Regions from separate parts of the Homo sapiens genome. Here region 1 is linked to region 2. Evidence: read pairs that join two places in POLR2A ChIA-PET (ENCODE). Cell type or tissue: GM12878. All regions are shown on one strand. Links, peaks and the distances in the headings refer to the core of each region. The heading gives the core; the rest is flanking DNA.

The links. Peaks named below come from ENCODE experiments on the same cell type or tissue, not always from the same donor. Only the 100,000 strongest peaks of a DNase experiment are listed, where the experiment ranks them.
Region 1: POLR2A ChIA-PET joins it to region 2 with 8 read pairs; 1 of 35 experiments calls an interaction of 5 or more read pairs at or near these places.

Annotation. Positions count from the first base shown.
Region 1 is chr10:124,039,075-124,047,133 of GRCh38, forward strand. CHST15 (carbohydrate sulfotransferase 15) reads right to left here. Exons shown (of 8, transcript NM_001270764.2): 2 at 6,593-7,650; 3 at 5,506-5,845; 4 at 3,227-3,373. The coding sequence starts at 7,138. Among named protein-coding and RNA genes, the nearest start is that of CHST15, 50 kb to the right of the region's middle. RefSeq lists an enhancer at 4,161-4,400. In GM12878, for the core only: no CTCF peak of the experiment used is centred there; a DNase peak (open chromatin) is centred at 4,367; H3K27ac peaks cover 723 bases.
Region 2 is chr10:123,845,307-123,853,365 of GRCh38, forward strand. The region is part of intron 3 of CPXM2 (carboxypeptidase X, M14 family member 2); the gene reads right to left. Among named protein-coding and RNA genes, the nearest start is that of CPXM2, 42 kb to the right of the region's middle. In GM12878, for the core only: no CTCF peak of the experiment used is centred there; a DNase peak (open chromatin) is centred at 3,875; H3K27ac peaks cover 258 bases.

The DNA of each region.
Region 1 (8,059 bases), core at 1,892-6,891, 190 kb after region 2:
ACACGCCAAAACATAAACAGCAGTTATCTAGGTGGGAAATTATAGGTGGTTTTGAAAATGGTTTTCCTGTATAGTATTCCAATATATGTTCTATACAGTAGATGGTTCTAGTAATAATAGATGGAGTTCTCTCTGAACTGGGGGCCCAAGATGATGAAAGGCCTTGACATTTCTGCCCAGGATCTAACAAAGAGAAAGAGCTGGGGCAGAGCTGAGCCACATTTCAGAGCCGGGAGGAGCCGAGAACTGGTCTAGCAGACCAGGAGCCTGGAGCTGGTACTAGATGATTTCCTTCCAAAGCGTCAGGAGAAAGGAGGAGGGTGGGAACACTAACCCTTATGAGGAATTTGAGTGTGATTTCCTTCCTTGAAGCTGTAACTGTTCATCACAGAGCATACTCTAAGACTAAAAGAGAGAGGGGCTTTGCCACAGGGCTCACACGCCCTGTCTCCTGCGAGGCGACTGCTCTGCACGCAGCTGGCGCCTACTCAGTGCAGCCTGGGTGAACGGGAACTGGGTCCCAGCCAGTTTCACATTTCATCATGGTCCTCACGAGTGAAGGATGTAAATGGCAAACACACGTCCCAGCACAGAGGTGATGCCAAGACACAGGCAGGCATTCCAACAGCACAGACTCTCTCAGAGGATGAAGCCAAATTTCCTGAGGGTTTGAGGAGAGACAGTGTGTGTGCGTGTATGTGTGTGTGTATATGTGTGTGTTTAGGAAAAAGGAAATTCATCAATCAGCTCTACACTTGATTTCCTGACAGTTTGCCAAGGACCACAGGACACATCTGAAAGTTACTTATCTGGGGAGAGACTGAGCCAGATGACTGAGTCTCTTTGGTCAGTGACAAGTGTATCATATCCCTGCAGGCCCCTATCATTTCTGTCGGATGCGTAATCACATCCAGGTGAACAGCTCTGTTCTGGCCTTTTGTTCTTTCTTTTTTTAAAGAGATAATACCCTAGGATACAGAAAAAACGAGTCAATCAGAAGTCCCTTGAAAATTCTACTCACAATGAATAAGAATATAAAGGACAAGTGAACTCTCTAGCTAAATTGGCACAAATTCTGTCAGATCTCAAAAATGAACTGGTTTTAGAGCCATGGAGGCGTTTGTCCATCCACCTGACTGTCTTCCTTCCATCCAGCCACCATCCATCCTTCGTCCATCCAGGAAGCATTAACTTAGTGTCTAATCCGTGCTCAGCATTGTGCTTGGCACCAGGGACAGATCAGGGGAGGAAAGCACGGCCCCTCCTCTCTCGGACCTTAAGACATAAGGGGGACGATGGCAATTCAAGAAACAAAGAGTACCACGATGGGTACCTGGGAGTAGAGGCAGGAGACTTTCAACATGTCTAAAGCTCCGGCCTCAAGTTCAGCCATCACGTTCAGGCCACTTGAATCCTGAACCTCTTGTGTGACTCTAGCTGTCAAAAAGACAGCAGAAGAAAGGTCCTCTCTGACCTAGGGGCCCAAGATGATGAAAGATCCTGCTGTTTCTGCCCCGAATCTAACAAAGAGGAAGCGCTGGGGCAGAGCTGAGTCACATTTCAGAGCTGGAAGGAGTCTAGAACTGACCTGGTCCAACAATCCCACTTTGCAGAGGTGCAGACAGAGTCCAGGAACAGGAAAAATGAACGGCCGCAAGGCACAGAGCTGGCCGCTGGCCCAAGCAGGGCTAGATACTTGTCACACCACAAGACTACCATAGAACTCACCAAACTCTGCTTTAAGTAAATATCAGCACAGTGATTTTATTTTTCATTCTTTTTAAAATCTTGGAGCAAGCAAAATTAGGAGACCAAACTGAGGCTTTCCTTTTTCATTCATTATCTTAGTCTCTGTTTCCTGGCCGGAGAATACATATTTTCATCTCTTTCATAAGAACATGTGATTTTCCCAGAGGCATATGGTATAGGAGTCACAATGAAATGTAAGTCAGACTTGAGATTTGGGGAGTTTGGACTCCCAAGTTTGCAAAAAACTAGATAACAGCCAAATCATACTGGAGGTGACTCCCAGTGACTTAATTTCTTTGAGTTTAAAAGAAAAAAAAGAGTTAAGTCAGGACTTAGGCACATAAGTCTGTCCCCTTGGACAGGAGAGTCTTAAGTTAAAAAGTCATCTTTCGAAGGGCTGATTATAATTCCTCTTAGTTGCTAATAGATTTATTTAATTTGGAGATTGCAAATATAACAGATCTAGGAAAATTAAAAAATAGATCACTATCTAAGGTAAACAATTTAAGCAAAACGTGACTCAATTTCTCTTTTAGAAGGCATCAGTGGATAAACGCCTTCTAAGCTGAATCCAATAAAAAGAATTATGTCAGGCAAATAACAAGTCTAGAGATCTAAGGTAGAGCATGTGCACTGTAGTTATTAATCCTATTAATCCTGTATTGCATGCTGGAAATTTTCCAAGACAGTATATTTCAGGTGCTTTTACCACACACACGCCCCCCTCCCCACACACAAAGGTAACTGTGAAAAAAACATGGCTATGTTAATTTGCTTTACTGTAGCAATCATTTCACTGTCTCTATTTCCATCGAAACATCACAGTATGCTGTACACCTTAAATTATACAATAAAAAATAAATTTTAAAGAGTAAATATGTATGTTTACTTATAAAATATTCTTGTGAATATTTAAAACAAATTATTATTAATCAACCTCACTTTGAATGCCCAAAGGCATGAGGTTGACAGGGGCTAGGCTTTTTAAACAGCAATTAGTTATAGGCGATGTGTCAGAGCTGAGTCTATTTCAGGAGAAGCTGCCTCCGTCTTATATGGTCCCAGTGGCCAGGGATTACAAAAGCCCCAAGCAGCAAATCGATGACTAACCAGTTAACTGCACTTATAATTCCCCCATCCAAACTTATCAGATCAGTACATCAGGAAAAGAAGTCAATATCCCTGCTTAATTTCTTAAAAACAAAGAAATGGCAACTTCTCAAGAAAGCCATCAGCTGTCCTTAAGTCTCCAAAGAATTAGAAAGTCAACATTTCCACTTTATAGTAATGTTCAAGTGATGTGAACATTTTATGTAGTGGTAAGAGTGACAGCCAGGTGGAGAAGTGGAGGCTCAAAAGAAGTTTGCTGCCACCATGTAAATGTTCTGGAGGTGAAGCAGAGCTGGGCTAGGCCTGGAGCCAGAGCCAGGACCCCAGGGAGGGTGCTAGCCCTGCCAGAGTGACACAGACGCCTTACCGATAATGATTGTATTCATCTTGCTCTGCTCCTTTGCAGAGCTGGCCTGCAGTCCTTGATGGATCTGGTGTGCGGCCAGGTCAAAGAGGTCCAGATAATCTTCCACGGGATAGCGGTCTCGCAGCCCATCTCTTAGGCGGACGATTCCTATGAGAACCAAGAAGCAGGAGATACTGAGGACAAAGTTGCTACTGCTGGAGCGATGGCCTCCCAGACAGCAACCAAAGAGAGATGGAAAGGCCTAAAGGGCCTGGCGACAGCAGCAAGAGGCTCAGCCCAGGTAAGCTTCAGAAAGGGCTGCTGGGGATGGGGGTGGGGGTCTATGCGGCCTGGCTACCCACTTCAATCCATGCATGCTTCAAGGGCTGGAAGATACCACCACTAAGCTAGACAGTGGCAGATTAAAGGCTGGAACACCTACTCAAGAGCTAGAAACATGTCTGCTTGGAGGGACAAAGTCTGGGGCTGGTTAACTTGTGCACAGGTGGGACTCGTAAGTGGCTGGGCAGCGATGACACCCAGGATGCATGTGTTGTGTCAAACAGGGAGAGAGGACCGAGGGCTGCCCACAGGAGAGAGAAGGGCAGTATCCTATAAACTCCATGATGCCTTCCTCATGGGGCCCAGCCAGCACCTGCCTGATGTTCTCTCTCCTCCCCCTGTTCAATCAAATACCCTGCCCTTTGTCCAAACAGTAAGGGGAACTGATCATACTCTAGACAGACATGGATTCTGGCATCGGCCACATACAGCTTAAATTCACCCCCTGCCTGAAAAATAAATAAATTTCACTTGCAAACATTTAAAAATCCACTTCCCAACACCACAACTCCTGAAGTCAATGGAAATTGGAAAGAGAACATCCGTGGCCAAAGTAACAAGAGGTTCAAGGTGACATTGAAGACTAGATTCCAGAGGCCCGCCTCTGTTCTTCCTCCTTTCCTGCCGGTAGAAAGCTGGTTTTCATTAAGGGGAAATCACTGTGAGCCTCGGGGGAGCACCCTACAGCAAGGGAGTGTGTTCAGACACGTCCAGCAAATGCATAGGGATGTGAAACCCTGGCTCCTACAGTGGCGGCTGCTAAACCACAAAAGAAACATTTACACTTTAGCTCACTGTAGGACGAACATCAAAAGGATGAAAGCAAACGTTTGTCAGGAAACACATTAAGAGTTGGTCTAGGGAAAACTTTGAAGATTCCCTTCTAGTCAACCTGAGTCCATTACTGGAAAACACCCTCGTGGCCTGCCAGGACTCTGGTTGACAATAGGCACGTATCACCCCTCAGCTCCAGTGACCAAACCTCTCCTGGCACAAGGAAAAGGTTACAGAGAGGAAACAGTGATCTGAGGACCGCAGGGTGCATGGGGTTAAGCTGGAGCAGAGAGGGATGGGCAGTGGTCATGGTAAGCCTGCGGCAAAGGGCTGAGAGCAAGGCCTCCAGAATGATCTCCATGTGGTTATCATATGGAACCCATAAGGCAGATGGGGCAGGTCAGAGAAGCTGAGGCCTGAAGCAACTCAGTCTCCCCCAGGTGCAGTGACTGCAGCTGGAACAGCACATAGCTGAGAACAGCACAGAGCAGAGGAACAGCACAGAGCAGGGGAACAGCACAGAGCAGGGGAACAGCACAGAGCAGGGGAACAGCACAGAGCAGGGAGCAGCACAGAGCAGGGAGCAGCACAGAGCAGAGGAACAGCACAGAGCAGGGAGCAGCACAGAGCAGGGAGCAGCACAGAGCCAAGGAACAGCACAGAGCAGGGGAACAACACAGAGCAGGGAGCGGCACAGAGCAGGGAACGGCACAGAGCAGAGGAACGGCACAGAGCAGAGGACCGGCACAGAGCAGGAAACGGCACAGAGCTTGGGAGCGGCACAGAGCTTGGGAGCGGCACAGAGCTGGGAGCGGCACAGAGCAGGGAATAGCACAGAGCTGGGAGCCAAGAGCCCGGATCACGCCCTTCTTGCTGGCCCTTACTGGCCACTGGCACTTACTGCTGACTGCTCGGGTCATGTGCCCGGGCTTTCGGAACAAGAAGAGCTGCCAGTTCTGACTCGTCCCCGTGTCCTGCACACAGCTGGCAATCAATGCTCACTGCATGGCTGGGAACCGAGTTCCAGACCCTGCTGGGTCTTTGCCTGGGAACAGCCTCCTAACAAGGGAATTGTGCCATCTCTTTCTGCCGCCCTCGCCCCCCAACCCCAGCGCTAACGTTGCGGGAGGAATGAACGAATGAAGGAACGAGACCAGACAGGAGCCCTGGGACCCAGCACTCACCAAAGCGCTTCCGGGTCCACCAGTGTGGCTCCTTGATGGCGGAGAACTTGACCTCAGGGTGCAGCCGCAGGCGGTCATAGAGGTCTGTGGTCCCGCACTTGGGCTGCCCTATGATGTAGAAGTGCGGCAGGCAGCGCAGGCGGAAGTGCTTCCCGTGCGCGTGCGCCAGGTGGCCCCAGAAGGCCTTGCGCAGGGCGTCGAAGGTGGAGCGGAAGCGCTTGGAGTAGAGCACGTAGGAGTTGGTGAGGTAGGGGTCGGTGGTGTTCTGCCCCGAGAACTCCTCGTACCAACAGGGGCTCTTACTGTTTGGAAGGAATTTGTTGGGGATGACTGAAAACATCTGCAAGGAAACAGAGGAGGAGAGACACAGAGGAGGGGAAAATGAGCAAAGACACAATCTAACCGCAATGGGAACCTGCCCTGAGACTGACGACCGTGTTCAAATTTGAACTAATATTTGACAATGATTAACAAATAAAGCAAAACTTGGTAGACGGTCAATGACTGTGCTTTCCTCTCCCCCGCCGCCCCACAAAAAAAAAAAAAAAAAAAAAAAAAAAAAAAACTTGGAGAGAATAAAGATAAAAGTTTAATTAAAATCCATTCTACCATAATTTACCTTTCTGACACTTACACAACACACACGCACACACGGTAATTAAGCAGAATCTTTTTACTAGTTGTATATTTAAATTGCCGTTAGAGATTAAAATGTAGAATAGAAGCAGAAAATCAAATTTAACGCAACTTTAAAATCCCAAATGATGGTGATCTGCAAAAGCAACTGTTAACTACCACGACCACATATCAAGCAAGAAGTCCTGGAATGCAATAATGAGAGCCAGCGGCCCTTGAACATGCCTAGCCCAGCGTTCAGGACAGCAGATTCCCTTCCTGGCACTCCATAGCGTAAGCAAACAGCACTCTCTCAGTGCATTCAAATCCATAAGGCTGTCAAATGATCCTTGCTACATCTAAGACATTTTTTAGTCATTTTCCTTCTGTGTTCCCAAAGATGGTGATAGAAAGAAAAGCACTCATTTCTAAAAATCAACCAATCAGTCAAGATTAGCACAAAGCTACTCACATGCAACTCCTGCTTCTTAAGGTCTTCTAAGTCTGGGAGCTGTCTGGTCGTGAACTCAATCCTAGTTGTGATGCTGTTGATAATTAATTTAATGCTTGGATAGTCCTTCATGTATGAAATATTATTTACAGAGGATTGGTGGTGATGCTCCTTTGTGTCACTTGGGTTTTCGCTGTCCATCAAGCTGGGGTTGCTGGGGAAGCCTCCGTAATGGAAAGGTGATGAGATCAGAAGCTCTTGGTGGGCCCCAGAAAGGATGTAAGAAGCCATTACCAAGGTCATTATTATCAGTCCAAAAACGAGGCTACATCGCTTCCCCTTTTTGAAGCGCAAAAACCCACCCCAGTTTTCGTTCCCTTCAGTCCTCACTTCGAGAACAGCAAGCAAGTTCATCTGCTTACTGTCCACACGAAACAGAATTTTGTTTTCTCCTTTGCACGTGGGGCACGCCTGGTGACCGTGATGGGGGCCCCCTTGGCAGTTGACCTGCTGCTTGTGTGCGCCGTCGGGTAACAGCTGTATGCAGCAATTAATGCAGTGCCTCATGGTAGTGCCAGTGCCCTGGGCTGCTGGCTTACCGAGCCATGGGTGGGCCCCCCACGAGTCTGGATGTCCGCAAGTCGTGCTAGAAAACCTTAAGAATGCCTTGTGATCACAGAAGATGGATGGAAAGCACAAATACAAAAATAAGCAGACACCACAGCACTAGAGAAAGAGGGTGCACATTCTTTGGTTCAGCTCCGAAAGAAAACAAAAGGAAGTGATGTCCCAGAGTCATGTTCTACAAGAGCCGCTGCAACCTCAGAGAAGGTCACAAGTTCGGGAGCAGCTCTGCCTGCCCTTCAGGTTTTTCCCATGGCACAAAAAAAGGTGGAAGAATTCTCACTGGGGAATGTGGAAACACACAGAAAATTAAAAGAAATCATGGTCTTCTCATTGATGGATGGATTGCCATGCCATCCACGGAGGCATCTGTGAAGATCTCCCCTTTTACATCCTGAGTACCTTTGGAATATTTCCTCTTTGTGGGGCGCAAACTTTAAAAAATGCCAGATTTCCTACACAGAAAGACAAGAAGCTTTATTACATTGTGTGGTAATAGCAATAACCCAAAGCTCATCCTCCAAGGAGAGACAGATGCTCACTCTCTTTTCCACCTCTAAGTCCAGCCAAGCCAGCCTGGTTCTAAGCAAGTCATAGAAAATCGCGAGCATAAAGGAAGAGGTTTCAGGTTCTTGCAGCTGGCTTTGGGGCTCAATTTCTGCCACCAAACATGGCCCCAATCCCAGCACCACCAGCGCCACATCAAACGTCTCACATTGTGCATAGTCTACATCTCCCCTAATCCCTCTGCCTTGATACTTCTCAGGTACAGGATCTCTGAATCCCAGGATGTTGTGATCATTCTCAGAGTCATGCACAGTCAATGACTACAAATTTGAGGGATGGATTGAAATATCAGTGCTT
Region 2 (8,059 bases), core at 1,868-6,867:
AGGTTTATAACAAACAGAAAAAAAAAATGCAAACTATAATAGAGAACAGAAAAAAGGCTTTAAAAATCTATAATTAATATTTCTAGAAAGGTCTTGATTTCATGAAACAAGAACAGAATACTCTAAAAAAGGAAAAAGCACTGAACAATAAAGAGCTCTTGGAAATTAAAATGTGAAAGTTGAAATTTTTAAAATGTCAGCAACTTTTAAAATAGAAAGGCTTTCTATTTTTAAAACAAAAAGGCTAAAAAGATAAAGTTGAAGAAATCTCACAAAAGGAAAACAGTACACAAAAATAGACAACAGGAGAAAAATAAGAAAAGCAGAGGAAGAAATCCAGAAGAATTTTAGGGGGAAAAAAACGACCAAATAAAAACTGTACTTTCCCAGTTAAGTCTTCAAAACATGTAAGAATCTAGTACACATAATAAACTAATATACACACCATGGAATATCATTTTGAAACTTCAAAACATCAGAAATAAAGAAAAGATTCTAAAAGTTTCCAAAGAGGAAACAAGCAGTAAAAGGAACACACACAAAGAAAGAAAGAGGAATAAGAATGACATCAGAATTCTCAATAGCAGCATCTGAAGCTAGAAGAATGGAGGGATGGTGCTTTCAAAGTTCAAAAGGGAAAGATTTTTCATCCTAGAATTTTTACACTCAGCCAAACTATCAATCATGATGGCAAAATAAAGACATTTTCAGATTCACAGACTCTCAAAAAATCTATTTTTCATACACCATTTCCATGAAGCTACTGAAGCAGCAGTCCCCAAACTTTCTGGCACCAGGGACTGGTTTTTCCACCATCTGGGGGTGGGGGATGGTTTTGGGATAATTTAAGCATATTATATGTATTGTGCACTTTATTTCTATTATTATTAAATTGTAATATATAATGAAATAAAATTACACAACTTACCATAACGTAGAATCAATGGTAGCCTGAGCTCGTTTTCCTGCAACTAGACATTTTCATCTGGAGGTGATGGGAGACAGTGACAGATCATCAGGCATTAGATTCTCATAAGGAGCGCACAACCCAGATCCCCTATATGCACAGTTCACAGTAGGGTTTGCGCTCCTTTGAGCATCTAATACCACTGCTGATCTTACAGGAGGTGGAGTTCAGGCCGTAATTTGAGCAATGGGGAGTGGCTGTAAAAACAGGTGAAGCTTTGCTCTCTGGCCTGCCACTCACTTCTTGCTGTGAAAGCCCCGTTCCTAACCGGCCATAGATTGGTACTGGTCTGTGGACGGGGGACTTGGGGACCCTGTACTAGAGGATGCACTCCAAAAAAATGAGGCAGAACACTACAGAGAGGAATATATCAGACCCAGAAATCAAGGGTTCCAACATAGCAGAGAATTATCAGAATGATGGTGAAGAAGACCCAAGACAGTAGACATGTAGGAGACCCAGAGAGTAGCCCATTCAGAATGCAGCAGGTGAAATGGCTTCTGAAAGAGTATCTAACAGAAACGTAAAACACAAAGCAGGACTAAAAACCACTGAACAGATGTGGCTGCATAAAAAATGATATTGAAGGTTTTTTTTGTTTGTTTGTTTTTTCAGATCCAGACCTATTGCAGGGTGTGGGGAGAATATGTTCTTAAAAATACAAGCAGGCCCAGGAAAACAAAAGGTTGTTAAGAAATGATATGAAGTAAATATTTCCTGACTCAAAATTAAAGTATTTCTTGGCTCAGTAAGTAGGAAGCAAAATTTTCAGTCATAATAATGAAAACCTTAGATACAGATTTACCCAAAAATTGAGCTACAATTTTATTGGAAAGATGGAAGAGAGGAAAGGGGTGATAAAAATGGGTGATAGCCTCATCTTCCAGAATAGGGATCTAAAACATCAAGTCTACATCTATAAATTGATACAGATCAATATGTGCATATTATTTAGAAGTGAAGATTTCAGGCCAGGTGCGGTGGCTCACGCCTGTAATCCCAGCACTTTGGGAGGCCAAGGTGGGTGGATCACTTGAAGTCAGGAGTTCTAGACTAGCCTGGCCAACACGGTGAAACCTTGTCTCTACCAAAAATATAGAACATTTGCCGAGTGTGGTGGTACAGGCCTGTAATCTCAGCCACTCAGGAGGCTGAGGCAGGAGAATTGCTTGAACCTGAGAGGCGGAGGTTGCAGTGAGCCGAGATGGCACCACTGCACTCTAGCCTGGGCAACAGGGCGAGACTCTGTCTCAAAAAAAAAAGAAAAAGAATTGAAGATTTCAATTCCCAAAGAGACAATTAAAAAGAGTTTCCAGTAGCTGTGCCATCCACAGTGCTTGATGGTAGTCAGGGGCCGGGTGGAATGTGAAGTGTGTTTGTTTGTTATAAAATTGATTAAAACAAGTTTTAAAAAGCAATTTTAAAAAGTAAAAGGAAAGGGATACATAGATATAGAGGGTGACTGATACAATGTCTACTGTTGATTCTTTCATTTTTCAGGTATCTACAGAGCATTGACTACGTGCTAGGTATTATGCAAAGGGCTTTGATTTCTGAGAGATAGAGACAACAGTGAATATCAAAATCATTCTGCGGCAGTGAGTCACTGATCTGCACTGTACATATTTCATAATCATGGGCTGCCTCTACACAGAAACATCTGGAAGCAAATAAAAAGTCATATCCAAGTGAATGTAACTATTTAGTGACTCCAGGATAATTGACTTACAGCTGCCTCTCTGCAGACGTATCCCAGGGCTATTTGGAGAGAAACAGGATAAAGTGATAGTTATTTTAAAATATTTTTGAGAAAAAAATTTAGAAGCAATAGCTGAAACTATAGATTATCAGCAAGTTAATGCCTTTTCAGGGGGAGGTTATCTAAAAAACGTTAGCTGTGACATTTGATTAGTAAAGTAAGTAATCTGCCATAAAATGGCCATCATGTGGTCTGAATGTCTGCCTTCAATAAACCTCTGTAATAAACCACTGCTATAAACCCATAAAACTTTCCAGGTGCAATCTGCTGATCCTTCTGCAAATTGGCAATGCACCTTGTCCCAATTCCAACCTTAATCATCGGTAAAGTAGGCTGTACAAAAACACTGTATTCATTGTTTTTGAAGCAACTTTTAAAACCAAAACCAATTTCTTAACTATTTCCTTGCATTGGCCAAGGAAACTAGTAAACATCCACGGTTTAAAATTAAAAATATTTAAAAATAAATTCTATTCAACACACCATAAACCATTTATTAACTATTTAAAAGAAGAAAAGATGAAGAAATATACTAACTGAAAAAGAAACAGGCAAATGTTTTCACATCAACATTCTAATTCAATTTAACTCCAATCTGGGAAATGCTTTAGCCATTAACATTGTATATCTATGGAACAAGTTTAATTCTTAAGCAATTATTAATTCATTTATGAGTGACCCAATAAAGATTGTGTGTATCCTCCTATGCACTCCAAGAAGGCAGCACAGCTCAGAATCGCCTTCAGAAATGCATGCAGGTCAAGTGCAAGTCCTCATTCTACAGCTCATTATTTAAATACCCCCAGTTAGGTCAGTTGATCTATAAAATGAGGATAGAAATAAAATATGTGATAATACCATTGTCACAGTTACAAGTATTTTGTATGGTGCCTGGCACAGAAAAGACAGTCAATACATGGAAGCCACTGGGGGTACAAGTATGATTCCCTTTATGTTTAGTATGTGCCTGCTGTGACCTGTGATTAAATTTGCTTTATGGTACAATTTCAGTTTTGTTCTATTAATAGTAAGTTAGGTCCATTTAGCCCATTGACAGATGTTCTTTGTCTGAATGAATCATCCGTGTTTCTTAGATATTCTATTTTTATTGCTTCCTGTGGCTTTGTTTTATTTTTATCTATTGATCGGTTTTGTGTTTTTTGTGTTTTTTGCTTTAAGTGCATACCTCTGAAAATGCTAATGAGCTGTACCTTTGTTTTAGTGGTTGATTTAGTAACTAAGTCTTACGTAACATACTTAATTCTGTATTTTCTTAGAAAGTACCCATTAACTCCCTACTATAGGCAGTGATGAAATCATTATTTCTACTTCCTGCTGCCTCTCCTCCTTCCCCTTTATCCCCTTTATCACCTAATTTCATTTATTATATTCTTAACGTTCACTCTTTTTTTTTTTTTTTTTTTTGAGATGGAGTTTCGCTCTTGTTGCCCAGGCTGGAGTGCAATGGCACAATCTCAGCTCACTGCAACCTCTGCCTCCTGGATTCATTAGCTGGGATTACAGGCACCTGCCACCACATCTGGCTAATTTTTGTATTTTTAGTACAGACAAGGTTTACCATGTTGGTCAGGCTGGTCTCGATCTCCTGACCTCAGGTGATCCGCCTGCTTCAACCTCCCAAAGTGCTGGGATTACAGGTGTGAGCCACCGTGCCCGGCCTTACATTCACTTTTAAAAGGCTAAATCAAATATACCTCTCTTCTTTAGTTGAGCAGCTTCTTTGTAAAGTTTTCATTAATTTTATAATAGATACAGAAAAGTGTGCAAATCCTAAGTGTGCAGCTCAACCAATTTTGACAAACTGCATGTACCCACATAACCACATCCAGACCAAGATGTAGACCATGAGCACCATGTCAGAAGCTCCCTGTGCCCCTTCCCAGACATTAACTTCCCGCAGACATAACCACCACTCTGACTTCTATCTCCTCAGGTTGGTTTTCTTATTTTCAAACTTTATATAAATGAAACCTACTGTAACTACTCTTTTTGTCTGGCTTCTTCTGCTCAATATTTATTATATCTGGGAGATTCACCCAGACAATTGCATGCAGTAGTAATTTAGTCCTTTTAACTGTCATATAGTATTTCACTGTAGTACATAAAAAATGACATGATATATCTGGACTATTTCCATTTGGGGGTTATAAATAATGCTGCTATGAACATACCTATGTATGTCTTCTTGTGCACATGTGAGCACATTTCCATTTAGGAATGAGAGTGAATCTGTTAGGTCAATGTGCATGAGAATGTTCAACTTTAATAAATACAATAGTCCCCCGTTATCTGTGGTTTCTCTTTCCATGGTTTCAGTTATCTGAAGTCAACCACAGTCTGAAAATATTAAATGGGAAATTCCAGAAATAACCAATTTATAAACTGCATGCCATTCTGGGTAGGGTGACAAAAATCTCACACCGTTTCTCACCATCCAACGTTGATGTGAATCCTCCCTTTGTCTGGCGATCCACACTGTCTACTTTAGCCGCCCAGTAGTCACTTAGCAGCCATCTTGGTTATCAAAGAGCTGGTATTGCGGTGCTTGTGTTGAAGTAATCTTTTACTTAATAATGGCCCCACAATGCAAGGGTATTGATATTGGTAATTCAGATATGCCCAGGAGACAAGTAAAATGCTTCCTTTAAGTGAAAAGATGAAAGGTCTCAACTTAATTTTAAAAAGAAAGAAAATCGTATGCTGACGCTGCTAAGATCTACGGTAAGAATGAATTTTCTACCTGTGAAATTGTGGTGAAAGAAAAAGAAATCCACGCTTAGCATCTAAGAGCATTTGGTACTATCCACACTTTCATGCATTCATCGGGGTCTTCGAATATATCCCCCAGATAAAGACAGACTATTATACTGCCAAACAGGTTTCCAAGTGGCTGTGCTACTTTACATTCCCAGCATTTTATGAACGCTTCCATTGCCCTACATCTTTGTCCACACTTGATATTATCCTTTTTTCAAAGCCATTCTGGTGTCTGTGCATCCTGTCTCATTGCGGCTTTCATTTGTATTTACTTGACGACTAATGGTGGAAAGCTCTTTTTCTCATGGCCATTGGCCATGACATTGCTCCATAACCACAGTGTAGCTCCAGTCACACTGGCTTTGCCTAAGTCCTTCCAATAGACCATGTTCCCCACCACCACAGGGCCTTTGCACATACTCTTCTCTTTGACCTGGAATGCTCTTCTCTCCCTCTGCCTACCCTTTGTCCAATAAACTCTCAACTTATAATCCTTCTTCATTTATTAGCCCAAGTACTCACTCCATCCTCAGGAAAGTCCTCCAAGCTCCAGCCTGAGGCAGATATATTGGGCATACAGAACCACAGTATTGAATTGTGTTCCCCCTCTCCAAAATAGGCTCATGCCCTAACTCTTGGAATCTCAGAATGTGACCTTATTTAGAAATAGGGCTGGTGACCAGGCACGGTGGCTCATGCCTGTAATCCCAGCACTTTGGGAGGCCAAGGCGGGCGGATCACAAGATCAGGAGATCCAGACCATTCTGGCTAACACAGTGAAACCCCAGCTCTACTAAAAATACAAAAAATTAGCCGGGCATGGTGGCACGCACCTGTAATCCCAGCTCCTCGGGAGGCTGAGGCAGGGGAATCGCTTGAACCCGGGAGATGGAGGTTGCAGTGAGCCAAGATCACGCCACTACACTCCAGCCTGGGTGACAGAACGAGACATCATCTCAAAAAAAAAAAAAAAAAGGGGGCTGGGACAGATGCACTTAGTTAAGATGCAGTCAGCTTAGAGCAGGATGGGCATATCCAGCATGACTGTGTCTTTAAACAAGGGGATATCTGAACACAGAGACACACAGGCAGAGGACAGATGATGTAGAGGCTCACTGGAAGAAGCCTGAGGTACCAGGGAGGCAGAGACTGGGGTGATGCATCTACCAGCCCAGGGATGCCACAGAATGCCTGAGGCCACCAGACGCTGGAAAGGGCAAGGAGGGACCCTTTCTTAGAGACTTCGGAAGGAGCGATGCCCTGCTAACACCTTGATTTCAGATTTCAAGCCTCCAGAATTGTGAGAGAATCAGTGTTTGTTGTCTTCAGTTTCCCTATCTGGGCTCCCAACTTTGTCATGGCAGTCCCAGGGAATGAATGCACCTGCTCCTCTCCTTCCCAGGACTCATTGTAATTATGCATTCCCAGGTGGGATTTTTTTCAGTAATTTCATCTCCCCATTAGATTACTAGATTATCAGAGTTGCAGGTTAAAAAGCATGCCCGACTCCCTTCTATTCTCTTGCATCCTTCATCCAAACCTCATCTGCCCTGCATCAGAAAATCCTACTTTCAAAATAACCTAAATCCAACCACTTCCAACCCCCCTCCATCACGCCTATCTTGGCTCAAGCCAGTACCATCTCCTGTCTAGGGCCTGAAGTCACCGCCCTTGACAGGCCTCTGCTTCAATGCTTGCTCCCCAAAAGTCAACACAGTGACTAGGTTGATCCGTTTCACATGTAAGCCACAGCATGTCATTCCTGTGTCCAGAACTTTCCAGGGCTCCCCTAATTGGCTCACGGCTAAAAGCTGAAGTCCTTCCAGGGGGCCTGCAGGCCTCCTATTACCTCTGGCTCATGTCTTCTCCCCTGATGCTCACTCCAACCTCCTGCTGCCCCTTGGCTATACCGAGCATGCTATACCTGACCTTTGCTCAAGCCATCCCCTCTGCCCAGAATGCTCTTCTCATACCCCCTTGGCTCCCCATTGATCCCCTTCTTGAAAAGCAGCTGCCACCTTCCCAGAGTCTGCCCCCATGACTACCACTGCCAGCTGTCCGCTGGTTTTGTTTCCCTTCTCTCCATAGTACGTGCCACCTTCTAACATACTATAATAGTAAACACTATGATTTGTTACATTTCCTGCTGATGTAGTTTGGATCTGTGTCCCTGCCCAAATCTCACGTCAAATTGTAATTCCCAGTGTTGGAGATGGGGCCTGGTGGGAGGTGATTAGATCATGGGGGTGGATCTCCCCCTTAGAACTGTGTTTGATAATGAGTGAGTTCTCATGAGATCTAGTTGTTTAAATGTGTGTGGCACCTCCCCAGTCTTTTGCTCCTGCTAGGGGCATGTAAGCAGTGCCTGCCTCCCCTTCACTTTCCGCCATGACTGTAAGTTTCCTGAGGCCTCCCAGAAGCAGAAGCCACAATGTTTCCTGTACAGCCTACAGAACCGTGAGCCAATGAAACCTCTTTTCTTAATGAATTATCCAGTCTCAGCCGTTTCTTTATAGCAGTGAGAGAATGGACTAATACATCTGCCTTGATTTGCC